Linked DNA regions of Homo sapiens: region 1 is linked to region 2. Evidence: chromatin loops called from intact Hi-C (ENCODE). Cell type or tissue: pancreas. All regions are shown on one strand. Links, peaks and the distances in the headings refer to the core of each region. The heading gives the core; the rest is flanking DNA.

Region 1 (5,376 bases), core at 180-5,179, 360 kb after region 2:
GAGCTGAGATCACGCCACTGCACTCCAGCCTGGGTGATAGAGCGAGACTTCGTCTCAAAATAAATAAATAAATAAACAAACAAATAAATTCCCTTGTATGTATATACTACTTTTTGTTTATTCAACTGTTGATGGACATTTATGTTTCTACCTTTTGGGTATTGTGAATAATGCTTCTGTAAACATTGGTGTATAACTATCTTTGAGTACTTGCTTTCCATGTTTTTGTATATATGTCTAGATTATAATTGCTTCATTATATGGTAATTCTATGCTTAGCTTTTTGAGGAACTGCCAAACTGTTTTCTAGAGCAGCTGCACCATTTTACATTCCCAATAATAATGCACAAGGGTTTCAGTTTCTCCACATTCTTGCCAACACTTGGCATTTTTCGTTTCCTGTCCTCTCCTCTCCTCTCCTCTCCCCTCCCCTCCCCTCCCCTCCCCTGCCTTCCCCTCCCCTGCCTTCCCCTCCCCTCCCTTCCCCTTTCTCCCCTTCCCCTTCCCTTCCCCGTCCCCTTCCCCTTCCCCTTCCCTTCCCCTTCCCTTCCCATTCCGCTTCCTCTTCCCTTGCCTTTCTTCCCCTTCCCCTTCCCCTTTCTTTCCTTATAGCTGTCCTAATAGGTGTTACATCGTTTGGCTGTGTCCCAAATCTCATCTTGAATTGTAGCTCCCATAATTTCCACATGCTATGGGAGGGACCTGGTGGGAGGTAATTGAATCACGGGGTTGGGTCTTTCCCATGCTATTCTAGTGATAGTGAATAAGTCTCATGAGATCTGATGGTTTTATAAAGGGGAGTTTCTCTGCACAAGTTCTCTTCTCTTGTCTGCCACCATGTGAGACATGCCTTTCACCTTCTGTCATGATTTTGAGGCCTCCTCAGCCACGTGGAAATATGAGTCCATTAAACTTCTTTCTTTTGTAAATTGCCCAGTTCTCTGATATGTCTTTATCAGCAGCATGAAAACGGACTAATACAAGGCATCAGATGATTGCTCATTGTGGTTTTGATTTGCTTTTTGTTACTCAGTTGTAGGAATTTATATATTCTAGATATTAATACTCTTATCAGTTATGTGATACGCAACTGTTTTGTCCTTTTCTGCAGGCTGTCTTTTCACTGTCTTCGTAGTGTCCTATGACGCACAAAAATTTTTAATTTTTGATGAAGTTCATTTATTTTATTCTTTTGTTGCCTGTGCTGTTGGTGTCATATCTGAGTAGTCATTGTCAAATCCAATGTCCATATAAAGATTTTTGCATATGTTTTCTTCTAAGAGTTTAACAGATAATTTTATTTCTTCCTTTCCAATTTGGATGGCTTTCATTTCTTTTTCTTACTTAATTGCTCTGGCTAGAGCTTCCAATACTGTGTTAAGTAGAAGTGACAAAAGCAAGAATTCTGTCTTGTTTCCACTCTTTGGGGAAAAGCTTTCACTATTTCGCCATTGAGTATGATGTTTGCTGTGGAATTTATAACAGACATTAACAGATATTTAATTCCCTTGCCTTGGTGGAATGTTTCGGGAATGATTCTGTATTCTTTGACTGTCCTGGGACTCTTGCATCGAGAATGTGGTCTAGAAGACCAGAACGAGGTGGCTGGGGAGTTGGGAGACACAAGTAACATGATTTTGTTTTATGTTATAGTGTGGCGTCAGTTCACCTTTCTTTCCAGACCTAGTGGCCATTTTGTGGTCTTGAGGGTTACAGCAAATGCCTTAGGTTTTGAGTGTCTTTCAGAGGCAAGGGGGGTTCTTATACCAAGGTTCTCACAACTTTTTTCCCTTTTTGTCTTAAAATGATTGAGACCATAGGGCCGTGGTGGTGTTGAAGGAGGTCGCCTGAATAGATCCACATCCGCATCACAATTTCACTTCGCCTCTTGTACTTCAGTACCAGGTTTAGGGGACACATGTGCCATTCAAGTGAGGTTGGCTTTGTAATGACTTTTCAGGGTGGATTTTGGCTTCCTACAGGTAAGAACTTTCTACCTTTGTAATATCCTGACTCATGAGTTGAAACAATAGATATGATGAAGGCCCATGCCCCGTTTAGAAGAGTAAGTCTCATGTTGCCAGGTCAGAAATAGATCCTCTTTCCTCTTGTTAAGCATTGTGCTGAATCCTGAGAGTGGTAATCCTGCAGCAGGCAGAGAGAGGAGGACGTTGCCCTGAAGCTGTGGGGAGGCCTGGGGTTCATTCCTACTGGGCTGCGGGTTCTGGTCTCTTCTACCAGTTTAAACAAAATGGCACAGATAGCCAAGAGCAGTATCAGTTGAGAGTAGCACGAATCTTGGGCGCTGATGTGTGCTGTTTAGTTTTGGCTCCTGTTTTAACACAGGGAGAGGGCAGATGGTGAAGCTCTGGCCACCTGTGAGTGTTGGCAACCCCAGGGGGGCAGTCCGTCCTGCTGGCTGTACTTTGAACTGGAAATACTGGACATATGACATTTTCCTTCTGACTCTCGCTGTTCGTGTGGCTTATGCAGGAGGCAGGGGAGGAACATTCTAAATGACCTGGAGCTATGCATCTTGCCAGAATCAACAAGCAGGACAAACCTTTGGGGAGAACAGTTGAGCCACTTTTCAAAGGCAGTGACCCTCTGGGACCCCCTACTTCAAACTGGCCCTGGAGGAGTAGACTGGTGGAGTGGACCGGAATGGAATGTCCTGCTGATTGTGTGGAGCAGGCTGAGTAGCACATGGTTTCTGGCCAGTGATGTTCATTTGTGTGGCCAGGTCTCAAATTCAATATTGTTTTTAAGAAAATCTTTCTGAATGAAGAAGTCTCCATGGACTCTTACTCCATAAAAACTAAGATTCTTTGCAGAGTTTCACTGGGCAGCAGTTCCATGTCTAGGGGTGGAGGTTTGGCTTCTGTCAGACTGTTCCACAGGGCACATTGAAGTCCTGGGTGCTGGGCAGGGCTGAGATTCCCAGGGGAGCACCCCCAGGGCTGGGTCCTAGGGCGCCTTGACACTGTTAAAAATTACTGAAGGCCCCAAAGAGCTGTGGTTATGTGGCTGTATATATTGAAATTTACTATTTTAGGAATTGACAGGCATTTAAAAAATATTTTTTCTCCATGTAAAAAGAATATTCACCCATTATATGTAAACATAACATCTTTTATGGAAAAAAGCTGTATTTTCAAAAACAAAAAAAATGGGAAGAGTGTCATTGTTTTGTACTTTTTAAATCCCTTTAATGTCTGCTTTAAGAGAAGGTAGTTGGATCCCCCCATCCCCCTGCCACCTGCAATCAGTCTTATGCTATTTGGCCTCTAGAAAACTCCGCTGTGCATTCGCGACGGAATGCAAGGGACAAGGACACATCGTATCTTACTATCTTGAAGATAATTTTGGCTTTACCACTCCTGGAGGTCTTGCCATAGGGGTGAGGTCACTCATACCAGGGTACCATGTGAGAGGCTACCACAGGTGGAAGCACAGGTGTGGGGATTTAGGCAGAGACCTTGGAGGCCAGGGGCTGCAACACCCCCTCACTGAATTCAGATAGATGCTTGGGAACCACCAGTTCCTCTGCTTGTTCTCTTGTGTCTGTTGTTTGAATCAGAAACTCAGCAGCTTAGGCCTCAGAGAGATCTTGAGGATACTTGGTCCGTAACTATTATGTGCCAAATGAGGGAACTTACTTCTTCAGTCTTCTAGAAAAATTTTATCCCTTTTTGTGTTAAAACGTGGATGCAGCCTGGAAGTGGTAATGCTAGATGCTGCATACCACCTTGATGGAACTAGATGAAGTGATTAGCTTCAGTCGCCTGAGTCTAGAGAGCCTGGGACCAGGCAGGGCAGCAGCATTTGAGGGACTCTTGGGAAGCTTGGCACAGCTTGAGTGTGGGGGCTGTGATGCACAAGCATAGGCAGCTGTCTCTCTGTCTCTTCCCCCAGTGTTTGTTGAGCCAGTGTGATGTGTCCTGTGTTGGCTGCCCAGGTATATACGACCGTTTCTATCCTCAGGTCACCTTTACTGGGGGGAAGACTGAAGGTTTGTAAAAGAAACTGTGATACCAACGTCATTCGATCATCCACCCGAGAGTGCCTTGGAACAAAGGAGTGTTAATCGACAGCAACGGGAGAATAAGAAGGCTGGCTTTTTTTTTTTACCTGACATGTAAAGGAGCTGAGGAGAGAAGGGTGTTGCAGAGAAAGCAGGGATCTGCATTCTCTTCCTCCCCACTGCTGTTGCAGGCTGACAGTCTTTGAGTACACACACAGATGTGGCTGTGTTGTGCCCTGTCAGAGGCCCTGTGAGTCTCACCACCTCCTGAAGCACAAAGGTCCTTAGTGTGGTGCTCAGAGACCCCTGAACCATGGGGTACAGGGTGCACAAAACTGGCCATGAGCTGACTTTGTAGAAGGGCAGCCTTGGAGGGAGGGTGAGACATTCATGACCGTGGACCCATTTTCCTCTGTCAGGAAGGATGGGGGAAGTGAAGAGGACCTGATCTATATTTGCCAAGAGAAGCTAAGCAGGTGGTTTTGGTGGATATGAAGGACAGGTTCTTTCTCGGGTCCCAGGACTCTCTTTCCTCCTGGGAAGCCCGACCTCCTGTGTGGCTCCATGGCTCTGGTCAGATTCCTGACTACTTAGCATCACAACAGTGGAGGACAATGGAATTCTAAAAAGATTCAGAGGAAACTTAGTAATGTTAACAGGAGACAGTTTGAAATTCGATTGTTGTGACTCTTTCAATGGCTCAAATTGCGGAGAGGAGGATGTGTAATGAAATGCTAAGAGTGGATTTTGATGGAGTGAAGGAAGTTTGAATTAGCTTTGATTAGAACACAGCCTCATCATGGGGACTCCATTCTCATGGGGAGTAGTGGATGCTTTAAGATGGATTCCCCTGAGTTCAGAGGTGGGCATCAGAATGATTTGCCTGCATACCAGTCGTGTCTGTGGTCCCGGGTAGCTTTCTGTTCATCAGCCCAGTGAATGGGGCTCCACTTTTCTCCCTTTGGCTTTGCCTCTGTTCCAAGAAGTAAACGTCCTGAAATAGAAAAGGAGGAGCTGTTCTTTGGCCAATGATTTGAGAATAGCTAGAACTAAAGTTACCAACTGTGGAGGGCGGTTCCCTGTGGGCCTCATCAACAGCTGAGGGCCCCCTTTCAGACACTTGTGAACAAGCTCCTCCAGAATCCTTGCATGCAGCTTTTGCAGAACTGATAAAAGCAATGGTCGGTCATGCTTGCCACAAGCTGCTTCTGTTGAGATCATCATTCTACGATCTTGACCAATGGGTGAAGTTTGGTTGCACTTTTGGCATCTTGCATTCACAGACCTACAGAAACCAGATTAGGGAGCATGTTGGAGGTGGCTCTGTAAGTGACAATGCTAAGATTGAGAAC
Region 2 (5,376 bases), core at 182-5,181:
ATTTGTGTCTGAGCACAAATAATACTGGGCTATTGTTTAATATGATGGATTTCCTTTATATCTTCATTTTAAATATGGAGAACTAGTTGTTCAAATGAAATCTTACCCACAAGCTTATTATGTAAAATATGAAAGCATAGTGACCCAGAGGGTCATCTGTCTATTCATTGTCTCAGGAAGGTTGACTGAAGGGCCCTCCACCTACCAGGAACTGTTTGGAGCTGGGATTACATACAGTTCTCAGTAAAAATCAGTGATAATTACTGTCTTCATTGAGTTCACATCTTAATGGGAGACAAAGATACAAACAAGCAAGTGTAATAATCATAATAGCTAACACATATTGGGTACTTACTTTGTGCCAAGAACTCCTTTTTTTTTTTTTAAAGAAGTGGGATCTCACTCTGTCTTCCAATGACACCAGCATGGCTCACTACAGCCTCAAACTCAGGCTCAAGAGATCCTCCCACCTTAGCATCCCAAGTAGCTAGCACTAAAGGTGAGCATGACCACACCCAGCCAATGTGCCAAGAACTCTTTCAAGCTCTTTTACATCCAGTCACTCATTTGATTCACATGATAGCTTTGTAATGCAGGAACTATTATTTACCCCAGTTTTACAGGAGATAAACTGGGGTAGGGAGAAATTAAAAATTTGCCCAAGGTTTGTATCTTACTCCTGACACCAAAAAATACCTCGTCTAAGGTCAAAAGAAGGAATCAAACCCAGGTAGTGTCTCCAAGGTCTGTGGGCTTAACCCCTATACTGCATTGGCTCTCAGTGTTGACTGTGTCCATGGTAACAGGTGGAAGATCTGCCAGGGCTAGGAGAGAAGAGGCACCAGGACACAGCATGGTACCATCTTGTTTTCAGTTTGAAGTTAGAGTGCTGGTTCTGCTGGTTCCCCGAATGCTTTCTGCACTAGCACTTACATGATTCTATTAAGCAGACCTTAGGGAGAAAAAAGATTCAAAAAGTTTGTGTGTCCTGTAGCCTGCTCCGCCTGGTGTAGAAATTGTCCCTTGAGAGCAATTAGTGTGTTGGCTTGTATTTCTTTCAGCTTATTGGGTATCTGTCACTAAGTACGGTACTGATGGTCCTAGACAGTCTTCACAGCATACTGCTTATACCACATTGTCAGTTTTCATAACTTCTGAAAATTAGAAGAAACATAAGCCCCCTCCTGGCAACAAGTGGAGTACTTCCCAAGATGACCAAGACTGTTGGTGTCTTCCTCATGAAGATGTATTTCTTGATCAGTTCCTTCCTCTTTTTAGTGTCTAAGAGCTCATTCTGACAATGGGTTAAAGTTTTAAGGAGGCCAGTTCACACCTGCAGGTTGGTCAAGAAGTTTAAATGATTCTAGCTGCTAAGTGTTCTCTTAATGGCTTAAAGAGTCTGCCATGGCCTTCATGATTAAGAAAGGGAGCCTCACAGCATGAGTCTGTCCTGCAGCATCTTCTCCAGTTTTCCCTGGAAAGCTACAGGCAGGGCTTGCTCAGACCATTCAAGCTGACTGTAGAAACAGCTGCCGTTCAAGCTCAGGTGGACGGATTGGAACTTTGTCTTCATGTGAGCATTCATACGGGGAGAAGTCATCTCATACTGATTTGGTTTTCTGTTTGTCTCTTCCCCAACAGGGCTGTTTAACGACCCCCAACTCCCCATCCATGCACTCACGTTCTCTTACGCTGGGTCCATCCCTCTCGCTGGGCAGCATCTCAGGGGTGTCCGTGAAGTCGGAGATGAAGAAGCGCCGAGCCCCTCCTCCTCCAGGTTCAGGGCCACCTGTGCAAGACAAGGCATCGGAAAAGGTAGGGCAGTGGGCTGTTCTCACAACCAAAGCATCTTTTCAGTGACACAGTTGATTGTTCCAAAGCTCCCTGGGAACACAGTAATCCTTCATGTTTGTGGCTGTAGCGACTGGAGTGTTGGGGGCAAGTATTTAAGCTTTATTTAAAAGTAAAGGCAAGATGCCAGGAAGGGCTCATGATTTTAACTCTGAGAAGCTGAGTTCCCCAAGGCAGTCAGGATACACCCAGCAGCCCAGTCCTGCTCCCCACATACCCTAATATGTCAGATCCACCATGCAGCTGTAAAGATAAGGATGCAGTCTTCTTCCCTGGACTGAGATTTTTCTGACTGACTGCATCCCAGCTTCCTGTGGAGGCAGCATGCCACAAATGCCAACATTTACAGAAAGCAAATTCAGAGTCCATTCATTCTGTGGCAGAACTTTATTTCCTAACTCTTGCCGCATGTGTCATGTGGCCTAGCCCAGTTGCATAGTTTGAGAGTGTCACGCCCCTGCTAGTCTTTAGGTTCAAAGCCCCTTTTTGCTCATTTGCTCTCAAAATACCCTAAAAACTAAGTCTGTGCCTCCTGAATGTGAGGCTTGGTCCCTGGATCTTGATAAAAAGTTATAGCAGCAGATACCAAATGGCGGGGTCCTGACATGTCATGTAATTTCCTTATCAGCCTGCTTGTCGTTCTGTCCAGGTATGTCCGTCTGTCCATCTATTTTTGCAAGTCGGTCCTCTGGTCATCCATCTCTGTTCCTTCATGGTTGTTCTTTATCCCTGGGTCTCAGAGACCATCCTGCTTCCATCCTTAGTCCTTCATATCCCTAAAAATCTATCTGAAAAGCCTGTAGTGGAACACATTTTCAAAGAAAATATTTTTATTTTTGCATCTCTTAAATATTTTCTAGGCCGGGTGCAGTAGCTCACGCCTGTAATCCCGGCGCTTTGGGAGGCCAAGGCAGGAGGATCACCTGAGGTCAGGAGTTCAAGACCAACCATGGCCAACATGGTGAAATCCCGTCTCTACTAAAAATACAAAATTAGCCAGGCATGGTGGTGCACGCCTATTGTCCCAGCTACTCAGAAGGCTGAGGCAGGAGAATTGCTTGAACCCAGGAGGCAGAGGTTGCAGTGAGCCAAGATCACGCCACTGCACTCTAGCCTGGGTGACAAGAGAGAAACTCTGTCTCAAAAATAAAAAATAAAAAAAAAAGGAATGTATACATATATCCTAATGTAACTGACTTATTTTGAGTTCTTCATGATATATTAGCTGTGTTTTCATAAAAATAAATTTAGGCACAAATGGTACCTTTTTGTTGTATGCATCCATGATAAGATGATGCAAATGGAAAACACAAAGCTATTTCTTCTGATTTTCTGCAGTGTGTCTCATTAATTTGCTTGGATGTAGATTCTGAACTTTTTTATAATATGCAGACCATATTGATAGCATTGGCCTTTCCCAGCTACATGCCCCTGGGAATATCTTTTTGCTTTGGCTTAGGATAGGTTTCTTTAGTTAGTAATAAAAAGTATGACTTCCAGGATCAATATTATGTCAGCTTTTTTCTTTTAATAAGAATTGTATTTTGTTAATGCGATAAAATGTAGATGGTGAACTGTACCAGCATTTTAAAAATTTCTTCCACCCAGAAGAGATGTTGTATTTTTCTGCATTTAATGTGCTTACCCACAGTGGATAAAGCCTGCTTGAGTGGGAAAATGTGCAGTAAGTAGAGAATTGGGAATTCTGAATGAAAAATAAATAGTACTTTATACCCTGTAGAATGAACAGAGTTTCCTCTGAGGCAGTAAAAGCTTTTTGCTGAAATCTGTTTTATTTGGCACAGAATGCGTGGAGAAATTGGCTCATGGAAACCATCTTCCTTTTTAAGCATATGAGTGGCATATGGATTAGATTTAAGCATTTGCTATGAACATGCTTTTTTAAACTGAAAGGTATTTTGTTATTTACTAATTTCTGGAAAAGGAACCCAAAAATGTATTGTCGTCGTTGTTGGGGAAGAACGTCAATTCCTTCTTCATGAACTTCCTTCCATATAAAGATAAGATGTTTGTTTGGGAAGCCTTATTTATATGCAACTGTTACTAACACCAGTGTCCTGAACAAGGAGGAAAGGTTCATTTTCAGGGACATGACTAGTTTGTAAGAAAATGAGAATGCCTACATTTGTATATTTTAAAATATTATTTTGTATCAACTAGTTTAAAAAATTCAATATTTGCTTCTTCAAGTCCTAACGGTGGGATAATATTAGCCATCCTCCAGTTCATCTGAAAATTTTCTAAAATTTGTAACCATAGTTAGTATTTGTCACCTGATTATGTATTCATAATTTGATCATGTGTGTTTATTATTTCTAAAGGTATTTTTTGAAGAGGTTTTCCCAGAGGTGTTAGAGCCTGGAGGTGACCGAATGCTCTTCTCAGATCCCATGGCTCTTCCCACAGTACTGTGAATGCAGCTTTTATTATGTGGAAACTTCAGACCAGAATGATTGATTGTACACATTAAGGCACCTTATGCTCTCAGGATTTCTGAGACTTGAGCGGGCATCAGATCACCCAAAGGGCTTGTTAAAACACATTTTCCTGGGCCCCACCTGAGCGCTGATTCAGTAGGTCTGGATGGGGCCTGAACATTTGCATCTTAAGTGCTGCCGCTCCGGTGAACCCCACTTTGAGAACCACCCCTTCATAGCAAACTACCTCCCTCAGCTGCTGGCTCTGAATTTTGACTACTCAAAGGCAACAGATCTGCTAAGAGATTCTTCAGTAGGAAAGTTACCTCAAAATGAATCCATCTGTGCTGTAGAATAATAATTATATGCAGTTTTCCATAAAGTTAGCTTAGGCCTAAAGTTATGTGTTAAAACACATCAGTAGCGTCCACTCCTTCTCACTGGGACCCAGGGAACCCTCATCTGGGAGGACAGACGAATTGTCTGTTCTGCACAGGATTTTCTTCCTGCTTCATCTCCTGGGGCCCACACTGTCCTCTCACCATCGTGCTGTGTAGAGACGGTGAACTCTCCCTTTGTCCTGGACCCTAGGCAGCTGCTGGAATTCTTGCTCGCTGCTCTTGCATTTGGGTTAGAGCCCCCTTCCTATACTGAGTGATATGGTTTGGATGTTTGTCCCCTCCAAATCTCATGTTGAAATGTGATCCCAGTTGGAGGTGGGGCCTGGTGGGAGGTGTTTGGGTCATGGAGATGGATCCCTCATGAATGGCTTGGTGCCATCCCCATGGGGATGAGTGAGTTCTCTCTCTGGTAGTTTACCTGAGATCTGATTGTTTAAAAGTGTGTGGCAGCCCCTCCGTCCTTGCTCCCTCTCTCACCATGTGACATGCCTAATCCGCCTTTGCCTTTCACCATGAGTAAAAGCTTCCTGAGGCCTCACCAGAAGGTGAGCAGATGCTGGCATCTGCTTCCCGTACAGTCTATGGAACCATGAGCCAATTAAACCCTTTTTCTTTGTAAATTACCCAGTCTCAGGTGTTTCTTTAGAGCAACACAGACTGACTAACACACCAAGTCTTTAGTAACC

The links. A loop is a pair of places that touch in the nucleus more often than their neighbours do. Peaks named below come from ENCODE experiments on the same cell type or tissue, not always from the same donor. Only the 100,000 strongest peaks of a DNase experiment are listed, where the experiment ranks them.
Region 1: it touches region 2 in a loop (2.8-fold over the local background); 28 of 110 quality-filtered maps call a loop at or near these places.

Annotation. Positions count from the first base shown.
Region 1 is chr7:50,768,556-50,773,931 of GRCh38, reverse strand. The region is part of intron 2 of GRB10 (growth factor receptor bound protein 10); the gene reads left to right. Among named protein-coding and RNA genes, the nearest start is that of GRB10, 12 kb to the left of the region's middle. RefSeq lists enhancers at 3,909-4,489, 4,490-5,069. In pancreas, for the core only: no CTCF peak of the experiment used is centred there; a DNase peak (open chromatin) is centred at 2,381; H3K27ac peaks cover 1,348 bases.
Region 2 is chr7:51,132,597-51,137,972 of GRCh38, reverse strand. COBL (cordon-bleu WH2 repeat protein) reads left to right here. Exons shown (of 13, transcript NM_015198.5): 6 at 1,642-1,815. Among named protein-coding and RNA genes, the nearest start is that of COBL, 180 kb to the left of the region's middle. In pancreas, for the core only: no CTCF peak of the experiment used is centred there; no DNase peak of the experiment used is centred there.